2 separate regions of the Homo sapiens genome follow, and region 1 is linked to region 2. A link is a contact called in ENCODE Hi-C or POLR2A ChIA-PET data. All regions are on one chromosome and are shown on one strand. The core of a region is the stretch at or near the end of the contact, and the rest is flanking DNA. Distances in the headings are between cores, read along the strand shown. Region 1 holds the start of EGR2 (early growth response 2). Region 2 overlaps LOC107984012 (a long non-coding RNA gene).

Evidence for each region. A loop is a pair of places that touch in the nucleus more often than their neighbours do. ChIA-PET counts read pairs that join two places held with the same protein, here RNA polymerase II (POLR2A). Pooled maps may share reads with other maps.
Region 1: a loop to region 2 is called in a map of MCF 10A, with 5 times the contacts of the local background. The contact joins the promoter of EGR2 here to the enhancer-like site in region 2. A Hi-C loop is called at or near these places in 2 of 168 maps with a recorded cell type or tissue (MCF 10A and dorsolateral prefrontal cortex) and 1 of 50 pooled maps. POLR2A ChIA-PET finds 5 or more read pairs at or near these places in 3 of 52 experiments (GM12878, H1 and activated naive CD4-positive, alpha-beta T cell).

The regions. Positions count from the first base shown.
Region 1 is chr10:62,813,867-62,818,389 of GRCh38, reverse strand. It overlaps EGR2 (early growth response 2), which reads left to right and starts at 2,024. Exons shown (of 2, transcript NM_000399.5): 1 at 2,024-2,529; 2 at 3,922-4,523. The coding sequence starts at 2,361. RefSeq lists silencers at 144-293, 1,204-1,283, 1,574-2,003, 3,024-3,113 and enhancers at 374-543, 181-1,178.
Region 2 is chr10:62,914,528-62,919,459 of GRCh38, reverse strand. It overlaps LOC107984012 (a long non-coding RNA gene), which reads left to right. Exons shown (of 5, transcript XR_001747465.2): 2 at 250-359; 3 at 2,403-2,499. Among named protein-coding and RNA genes, the nearest start is that of EGR2, 100 kb to the right of the region's middle. Within about 2 kb of position 3,264, at least 3 of the 41 ENCODE cell types and tissues checked have a DNase peak (open chromatin) inside an H3K27ac peak, as active enhancers do.

The DNA of each region.
Region 1 (4,523 bases), core at 775-3,274, 100 kb after region 2:
AAAGCGCACAGCGCGAGCGAGAAACTTTCCCAAATGTGCTCTGGGTGACTTAAGTCAGAGAGATGGCCGGCCGCTGGATACCGGCTGTTTTGGAGGGAGGGGGAGAAGCAGCGCTTCAGTGGAAGAGCAGAGGGAGAGACCGCTCCCGGCAGCCTCAGGGCCCTGACCGCGGTGCGCTGGGCCCGGCGAGAGCTGGCGCACGGCTGCAGCGGTCGAGGCAGGTGAGCGGCTGAAGACCCGCCTGCAGCGCCGCGCTTCCTCCACGGCGTGGCGCCGTGGCTCCCGCCCGCCCCGGCCCACACTAAGCTAGGGCCGCTCCGGGCCCGGGGTGAAAAAGGGACAGGACAGGCCTGCGAGGCTGACCCTGCGCGTTATCCCTGGCCTCCGCGGCTTTGGAGCGGGAAAGGGCTCTGGGGCAGTTCGCAACCTGCACAAACGACCATGAATGAGTCATGCAGGCGGCGGTGCGCTGGACTTGGGCACCCGGGACCAGCCTCCTGTGGGGCCCCGGACAGGCCCGGCTATCCATTGCGGGCTGGGGCGCACTGGGAGGTAGAAGCTTTGCGCCCAGCAAGCCAGAACCTGCTGCTATTTGGACTTTGGAAAAGTTTTTAAAAATTGCTTTGGGAACGAAACAGAAGGGTTTCTACCGGGGTCTCGCAAAGTAAAACGAGTGGGTTGGGGGATGGGGATGGCGTCTTGAAAGTGATTAGAGATGCTTTCGGCCGTCACTGAGGACCGCGCTGGGCTCACCGAGGTGTTTTTTGGGGAGGGAGAGAAAATATTTATTCTAGTACGTGTATTCTGGCTCGGGTGCGGGCAGGGCGCGGTCCTGGATCCTGGGCTATGGGGGTCAGGGGGATTCTGTGGCTGCAGGGACCGGTAGTGAAGGTTAGGCCAGTGTCTTCATAGAACCTCCTGTCCAGCGAGCCCGGAGCCCGCTCTGCCGCCGGGACACTGCTGGCAACGACGGCGCGCGGACGCAGTCAACAGGGAGGTGTGTAGTGTAAGGTGTGTGAGCGGGTGTGTGAAGAGGGCAGCGGGGGCGGGAGTGTGTAGCGGAAGTGGAGCGAGTGTGAGTGTGTGTGTATGTGTGTCTGGAGGGGCAGGGTGAGTGTCCAAGCTTCCATCTGGACGCCCCCACGCAGCCGACCGCCCAGACGCGCCGGGAAGGGCGCCCGCTCCGCGCAGCAGCTGAAGGGGGGCGGGGAGCGCGCGGGCAGAGGAAGGAGGGTGTCTCCGGCTGAGGATTTCTCTCGAAGCTCCCCACAGTAATTCTGCTCCTCCTAGGGTTTACCCTCCCAGTCCCAAGGTGCCCAAAATACTTAAACAAACAAACAACCCAAACCTGTTCCGTTTTCGCTCCTGTATAAATAGAACAGACTTTCCAAAAAAGCAATACGCATTCACTCTTATCACCAGCCACTTCTTTCCACCAAGTAATTCAGAAAAAAGCAGTCAGCTTCCGTGAATGCATGTAGCTTTTTTTTTCTTCGCTGCCTCCTTTTGCTTGCGGTTTTGAGCTGCCAAGAAAGTGAGTAGGGGTTTGACTGTAGTGTCTCGGCTCCGCTCGGTTTCTTTCCGAAGTTTAATTTTCCGGAATGGCTCCCAAACAAGGGCTAGGGAGGCGGAGCCGCCGGCACCGGATCTTCGCCTTTTTTGGAAAGTCCCAGAGAACCGGAATTCCTCCCCGCCCCGGGAGGCTGAGCCGCAGCCTGGAGCAGCTCGCTCTCCTGCTGTGGCTGTGACTGGGTCCATGGCGCGCCCTCTCCCCCGCGATCCCTGCGCCCCGGACCCAGGCTGCAGCTAGGGCCGCGCGCCCGGGACCCCAGCGATCCCCGCCGCCTGCGAGCTGGAAGTCGCGAGCCCGGCGGAGTCCGCGCGGCCGAGCCCGTGTATGCAAATCAGCCATGTGACGGCAAAAGCCGCCTGGCCCAGCCCTGTTCCTCAGTCCATATATGGGCAGCGACGTCACGGGTATTGAAGACCTGCCCATAAATACTTAGAGCAACACTTTCCGTCTAACTGAGCGAGGAGCAATTGATTAATAGCTCGGCGAGGGGACTCACTGACTGTTATAATAACACTACACCAGCAACTCCTGGCTTCCCAGCAGCCGGAACACAGACAGGAGAGAGTCAGTGGCAAATAGACATTTTTCTTATTTCTTAAAAAACAGCAACTTGTTTGCTACTTTTATTTCTGTTGATTTTTTTTTCTTGGTGTGTGTGGTGGTTGTTTTTAAGTGTGGAGGGCAAAAGGAGATACCATCCCAGGCTCAGTCCAACCCCTCTCCAAAACGGCTTTTCTGACACTCCAGGTAGCGAGGGAGTTGGGTCTCCAGGTTGTGCGAGGAGCAAATGATGACCGCCAAGGCCGTAGACAAAATCCCAGTAACTCTCAGTGGTTTTGTGCACCAGCTGTCTGACAACATCTACCCGGTGGAGGACCTCGCCGCCACGTCGGTGACCATCTTTCCCAATGCCGAACTGGGAGGCCCCTTTGACCAGATGAACGGAGTGGCCGGAGGTAAGCCGCGTGTCTTCGCAGGCCCGGACCTGCGCGGCCCGGAGGTGGTGGATGGGGTGCAGTGGGTGTGCGGGAATCGCAGGAGAGGATTGGGGCTCCAGGTGGACGGTGCTGACTGCACTGGCTTTGAAGACTGGAAGTGGGTGCAGGAGGAACCTGCGACAGCTGAGACCAGGGCGCGCGGGCAGATGCGCCAGGTCGCCAGCAAACCGGCGTGCGTGCGCCCCGGCGCGCCCAGCCCCGGGCGAGCGCAGGGATGGGGGTGGAAGAGGCGTCCCCCCGGGTTTCGAGGCTTGCGTAGGCCCTCTGGCCGGCAGCACTTCGACCTCCCCTCTCCCGGGGCAGGGGCAAAGTGACGGTAAAGTTCGGGGCTCTCGGGGAGAGCTGCGCGCCTGGAGAGCCGAGCGGCGGAGAAGCGCCAGGGGAAAGCGTCGGTAGCTCCCTCCTGGGCAGAGCCGACCCCGGGAAAATCTCGGAGCGCTCCCTTCTTGCGGCCTGGAGGCGCGCCCCCACCTGCCCGCCGCCCGCGAAGTTGAGGGGGTTAGTAAGGCGGGGGCTCCGGCCGGCGGAGGCAGCGAGTGGGTGGTGGAGGAGGGCGCGCAACGGCGGGAAGCAGCCCCCGGACTGCCGAGGGAGGCCCGCGGGGGCACCGGCGACGCCGGTTTCCTTGGCGATGCTGTGGAAAGTCGTCTCTCGCGGCCCCCGCGCCTTCCTCGAGGCCGGGCCACTGGCCTTGGGCTGAGGCGGGGACGCGCGGCTGTCGGGAAAGGCGGAGAAGATTGGGAGGGCACGGAAACCTACGGACTCCTTCCTCTACATCCCCCATTCGCTCCAGCAGCCCTCGGCTGAAGCGCAGCGGGAGAGGGAGGGAGAAAAAGGCACAAGGCGCCGGGGATGGGGAGCAGCCGGGAAATCACCCACCCCCTTCTCGGGCTCTCCTCTCGGTTTGGCACCATCACGGCACTGACTGGGATAGGTCGATTCTTGGGTGGTGTTTGTCTTGGTGCCTCAGCCGTGGAACCCCCAGGCAAAAAAGAGGGAGAAAAGCTCCGGGCGGATGAGGCTTTTTAAAATATTGTTGTTGCTATTATTGGGTGTTTTTTATTGGGGACTAGAGCCACAGATGGCTGGGGGTGGAGGGGAGTTGGGAAAAGCTCATTCTGCTTTTTTGGAGGTAGTTCTTGAGTTCCATACTGTCAATGGGTTGCCACAGTTGGGCTGGCCTCTTCTTACAGTCTGTGGGCCTCAATTTCCCCACCTTTTGGACTTTGCCACAGCTCTACAGTGCTGAGACTCTCGGCCTTGGAAATGGACCTATGTGAGCGGGGGTGAGAAGGGAGTCCTGGCTGTATTTTCATTGTTCCACCTCCATTCTGCCTTTCCCCTCCCCAGATGGCATGATCAACATTGACATGACTGGAGAGAAGAGGTCGTTGGATCTCCCATATCCCAGCAGCTTTGCTCCCGTCTCTGCACCTAGAAACCAGACCTTCACTTACATGGGCAAGTTCTCCATTGACCCTCAGTACCCTGGTGCCAGCTGCTACCCAGAAGGCATAATCAATATTGTGAGTGCAGGCATCTTGCAAGGGGTCACTTCCCCAGCTTCAACCACAGCCTCATCCAGCGTCACCTCTGCCTCCCCCAACCCACTGGCCACAGGACCCCTGGGTGTGTGCACCATGTCCCAGACCCAGCCTGACCTGGACCACCTGTACTCTCCGCCACCGCCTCCTCCTCCTTATTCTGGCTGTGCAGGAGACCTCTACCAGGACCCTTCTGCGTTCCTGTCAGCAGCCACCACCTCCACCTCTTCCTCTCTGGCCTACCCACCACCTCCTTCCTATCCATCCCCCAAGCCAGCCACGGACCCAGGTCTCTTCCCAATGATCCCAGACTATCCTGGATTCTTTCCATCTCAGTGCCAGAGAGACCTACATGGTACAGCTGGCCCAGACCGTAAGCCCTTTCCCTGCCCACTGGACACCCTGCGG
Region 2 (4,932 bases), core at 2,015-4,514:
TGCAGTGAGCCAAGATCACACCACTGTGCTCCAGCCTGGGCAACAGAGCAAGATTCCATCTAAAAACAAACAAACAAAAAAAACACACAAAGAATTGTTATACCCTCTTCATCAATTTACTCCTTTAGAATTATGAAAGACCTTTTCATCATTTTGATCTGAAATCTACTTTTTCTAATATGAATACAGCTACTCCAGCTTTCTTTTGATTAGCGTGAACATGGTATATCTTTTCCCGTACTTTCTCAGAGCCGTCTGTTCTCAGGCCAAGCTTGCTTCCTACTCTGCCATAAGGTGAGCCATCTCTACCTGCCTGGAGATGGACCTGCGGTCATCCAGTTCCACCAGTGCCTGGCTGGGTAAGTGTGATTTACTCTGACATAAATTAGAAAACTATTGTGACTGCATATTTAATTTCACAGCCCCTACGCTAGCTTTAATCTGTAATAAAACAGACAGACTTCAGTGTCTGTATTTCTATCCTTTCAACATTTCGGAGGAAAAGAAAAAAGTGTTTTGATTTGTTTGCTAAAACCTTTGCAGGCGAGTAGCATGTGAAGGGAATATTGCATAGACACTAGCTTTTGTTACCTCATAAAGCACTGATTCTGAATACTCTATGTGCCCCTTGGTTACTGAAAAGAGGCAGAGCATCTTAATGTTGTCAAACTTGGCTGCAGCCAAAGTGTAAACATTTTGCTTTCTATTACCAAGTTATTTTTGCAACAGACACTCTTATATTTTGTTACTAAGTAAGACAACAGCATCTCTCGATCCCGTGTTAGGCTGTATCACCGGGTCTCACTCTGCCTCTGACTCTTGCGGGGCTCAAACTTTACCCCCAGAGATCCAGGAGGGCCATGAGGGGCAGTATTGAAGTGAAGCCCGGGGAGGGGGAGAGCTTGAGGAATGGAGTGAGAAGGTGTGTGGTTCATCTTCCCTGCTAAGAAGAAACACTAGAAAGTTCTATGGTTTGTTTTCCTGGTTTTGTTAAAATGAAGAATCTTTGAGTCCAAAAGCCAAAACAGCTCATCAGACATGTCACATATCTTTAAGCACAAGCTGGCTGGACCAGTTTCCCTACATCACCTTCTGTCCTTGTTACTTGGCCACAAAGTCACATCTTGCAGCCTGGGGAATCATGCACACTGAACACCTCTTAGAGGTGGTTCTAAAAACTATTTGGGGGGAAGAACAGACCAAATATCCAGAGGTGGTAACAAGGCCCCAGCCTCTCTGGAGAACACTCGTAACACCAACCCAGTCCTCTTCCCAAGGCCTGGTCTCCAAAAGGCAGCAATCTCTTATGCCAAACATACTTATTACAGGGCCTACTGAGGTCCATTTCTTCAGACACTTCTATGGAATTTCCAAGAATTCGTGCAACTTGTAAAATTATGAAACTTCTCATCTAGGTGCTTCCCCTCAGCTTCATTACGCAAGTAACTATTCTAGGTTTTGTGTTTACACTTCTTTGGGGTTATTTAAATATTTAAATATCTAGCCGTGTAGAAATTCAAATATCTCTTAATGAGGCAAACTTCTAAGCAGAGACTTCACGTCAATGTTAACTGCTTTCCAACTGCAAATGATGTGAAAGTTTCCCCGAACTAATGGCTGGCTGACTCAATGGAAGATGTCACCTTTAAGTTCCCTGAAAAGAAAAAGTCCTCCAAGCTCGTCCAAGGCCAAGTACAACTCACACCTTTACAGCATGAGGGGATATCAGCCTGTTCAATGTGGTTAAAGGGAAAACAGTGAAACCTGAGTTGACAAGAGGAGAGGAACATCCACAAAAGGGGAATGAGCACAGAGAGAAATCAGTCAGAACCTCAGAGGAAGGAACTGTGCTGGGTGTCACACTTTATAAAACGTTAACTAGCTCTTCCTCTGACATTATGAATCTGATATGATTTGCAGAGACAGTGGGGCCAAACGAACAGAAAATTCATTCCAGCCTAACATTCTTCTCTTCCATTTAGCAAGTGTCTTATTACTAAAGTTTATTTCTCTCAAAACTTGGTCTCTGTGTGGCCAGTTGGTTTTGTTCTGTCCCATGGGACCAACCAGGCTCTTAACCTGACCCTGCACTCTGGCACTCAGGGACCAAAAAGAAGGAATGATGTATGCTCCCAGTAAATAATAGTGTGTAGATTCCAGTAAAACAGTTCAGAGAAGGGTCTTGTGAAAATGGGGCTGGAGAGGAATTGTCTTGATGTGAGAAAGGTAGCATGCATAGGGTGGCTGTTGGATATCAGTGTTTTCCAGAAACAAATGGTGTAGTGGAACCATCAAAGGACAATGCTGAACTCAACTCTTTCTTGAAGTCATAGGAGGTGGGACATTTGTGTCTTGAAAGAAGATTACATTAAGCCTGTTGCCTATTCCTTCTCTCCTTCCAGAGCTATAAGTTGGTGCTGTTTGCCAGGGTTGGTGTCTACAGAGGGCCAGGGGAATTCCAAGCGAGGGACTCAAGGAGAGCTTCTTGGACTCCTCAAGGTAAGAGACGTGGTGAGATACTTGAGGATTTCTGGTTCCCATTCTAGTGCCTGCAGCATTAAAGAGCCAACAAGGACTTAAGACAGAAGCCCATGCCAGGAGTAAAGCATGTAAAATAGACTCAAAATTTGTCTGTGCCAAACCTCTTAGGAATGGAGTATCTGCTTAATGAAGGAGAACCCATCCATATACTTAGGAGTTGGAACACCAATATATGAGAGTTCTCAACCTATGGGAACTCTAAAAGTGCTCTTAAATTTGAATTCCCTCCCTTCCATTCTGGCCGAGACTTGGCCCCTAGGAAAATAGCAAAGTGCAAAGGTGTTGACTCTAGTCAGTTAATAGATCCACTAGTGTTTCTGCATTACTCACTGTTAGTCACCAAGCATTCACTAAGCATCCACTGTGAGCATGAACAGGACTACAGGCTGTTAGTTGTGTCATTTGCTGATGTGTCTGCCCTCTTCTACTGCTCCTACTTCCAACGTCTATGTAATATTTTGTATCTCCTGACAATGCAGCTGGGTTGGGTACTAACAAAGAAGGCCAGAATGAGCTCAAGGGTATTGCATTATTGCTGGAAGAGTGTTCCCATTAATAAAAGCTGGCATTGTGTAATGTCATTCACATATTACTGTACATGAGATGATGCAATGTGATGCTGGCCTTTGATTCACCCAGAGCTTAATGGGAGAATGAGACTGGTCATTCCAAATCCCTGAATTTTTACCACTGAGAATCATAAAATATTAGAGCTGGGAGGGACTTTAGAGAATAGCTCACCCAACCTCCTTTGTTTTACCAATGGGAAATCTGAGGCTTATGTTATTCTTTGTTGAATGTACCAACTGGAATCTGGCCAAAGTGCCTGTTTCTACTCACAAATGTAACGTTTGGAAACAGATTGGGTCCTGTGCCATCTGCTACCATCCTTGGTAGACTAGAAGACTAGGAATCCAGAATAGTTCCAAACCGTCTATGCACTTCATCTACATTATTAGCATCCCGGTTCCAGAAATTCTCTCCCTGAGGGTACTAGTATGTGGCACAAAGGCAGGGAAAATAAAAATAATTCTTGTTTTCTTATAATTTCATCTGATTCATCACTGCATCAAGGTGAGCTCGCTAATCTTAGATCTCAGATCTCCAGGGCATGGGCCCAGCCCTCTTTGATACAGAGCTATGAAGGCTGTCCAGCTTTGGTAGCAATCTCAATGGCATGTTTTTGTTGGACCATTTAAAAAATGACACAGTCCCCATTGGAGCTTGCACCTGTGTGTTTGTCTACCTTCTGCTGTATCTCCTTAATAGGGGAGGCAGGTAGTCTACCTGTTTAGAATGAGTTCAGGCTACGTAGTCTACACAGCATCAAGATATGGAATGTGTAGTTCACAATTCACTTTTGCCTGAATTATTTGTGTAATTGTGGAATGGGTTAGAAAGGGCATTTTAAAGAGTTATTCTTGGCTGTGGTAGGCTTTGTTCAATGGAAACATGTTTGGCTCTGTGTGAGCTGGCCTAACAGAGAAGTCATGGACAACATCCTCTTTCTTAGGAAAGCTTTCAACTGAAGAGTACTGCAAAAATCTTGGGGACACAGAGCCAAATGAAGCTGTTGACCCAGGGTTGGCCATCACAAGTGTTTTGTAGCCAAGGAAAAATTTGCCTGGGATCAAGATGCTTAGCAGGACTCCTGAGAGTGCCAGAAAGGAGACTGGAAATTAGTAGAAGTTGCTTCTGTTTTTGAGAAGGGCCCTTCTGTGTTTACATAATACAGAGTTTTTGAAATAGAAACCCCTGGCCAGAAAGTTAGAGGCCAAGAGAAGAAATAGAAATTAAATGAAATTCTTCCTTCGGCCTCCCCCTCATCTCTGTAAAAATAGACAGAGACTTCCTTTTCCACTTACAGATGGGGAGGGCACTGTTTTGCAGTTAGAGCTGAGTTGTGAGGTTGAGGCAAGCTGGGTTGGTGTTCGAAGAGAATTACCATCTCTTCGAATTGAAACCCATACCCTAAAGGGTCTTTGGATTGGGAAATAGTGCAACCTCCCCATGCATAAGAGTAGGAGGCACTCCATTTAACTCTAGAACACCATTTTTTGGCAAGCCTAGCATCTAGGCTTAACTTAGCTACACCCTTCTCCTACTTTATTAGAAGCTGGGCATTGAAACTTATCCCTGCCACCTACTAGAGAGAGAGCAAAGAGTATCAGAATGGTCTTTTGAAGGATCTGGTATATTCAAGAGACAAACGCACAGTTTTGTTTTCATTCATTCACTTGCTTAATAAACATTTATTCAACTTCTGCCTCTCCTAATCTGTGTGATTTGCCATGTTTGTGGAGAATGGAATATGAAATTACTGAGTCTTGGCCATCCACGATCTTTCACACTAGGCAGGGAGATAAGACAGACCCACAAATAATGATAATA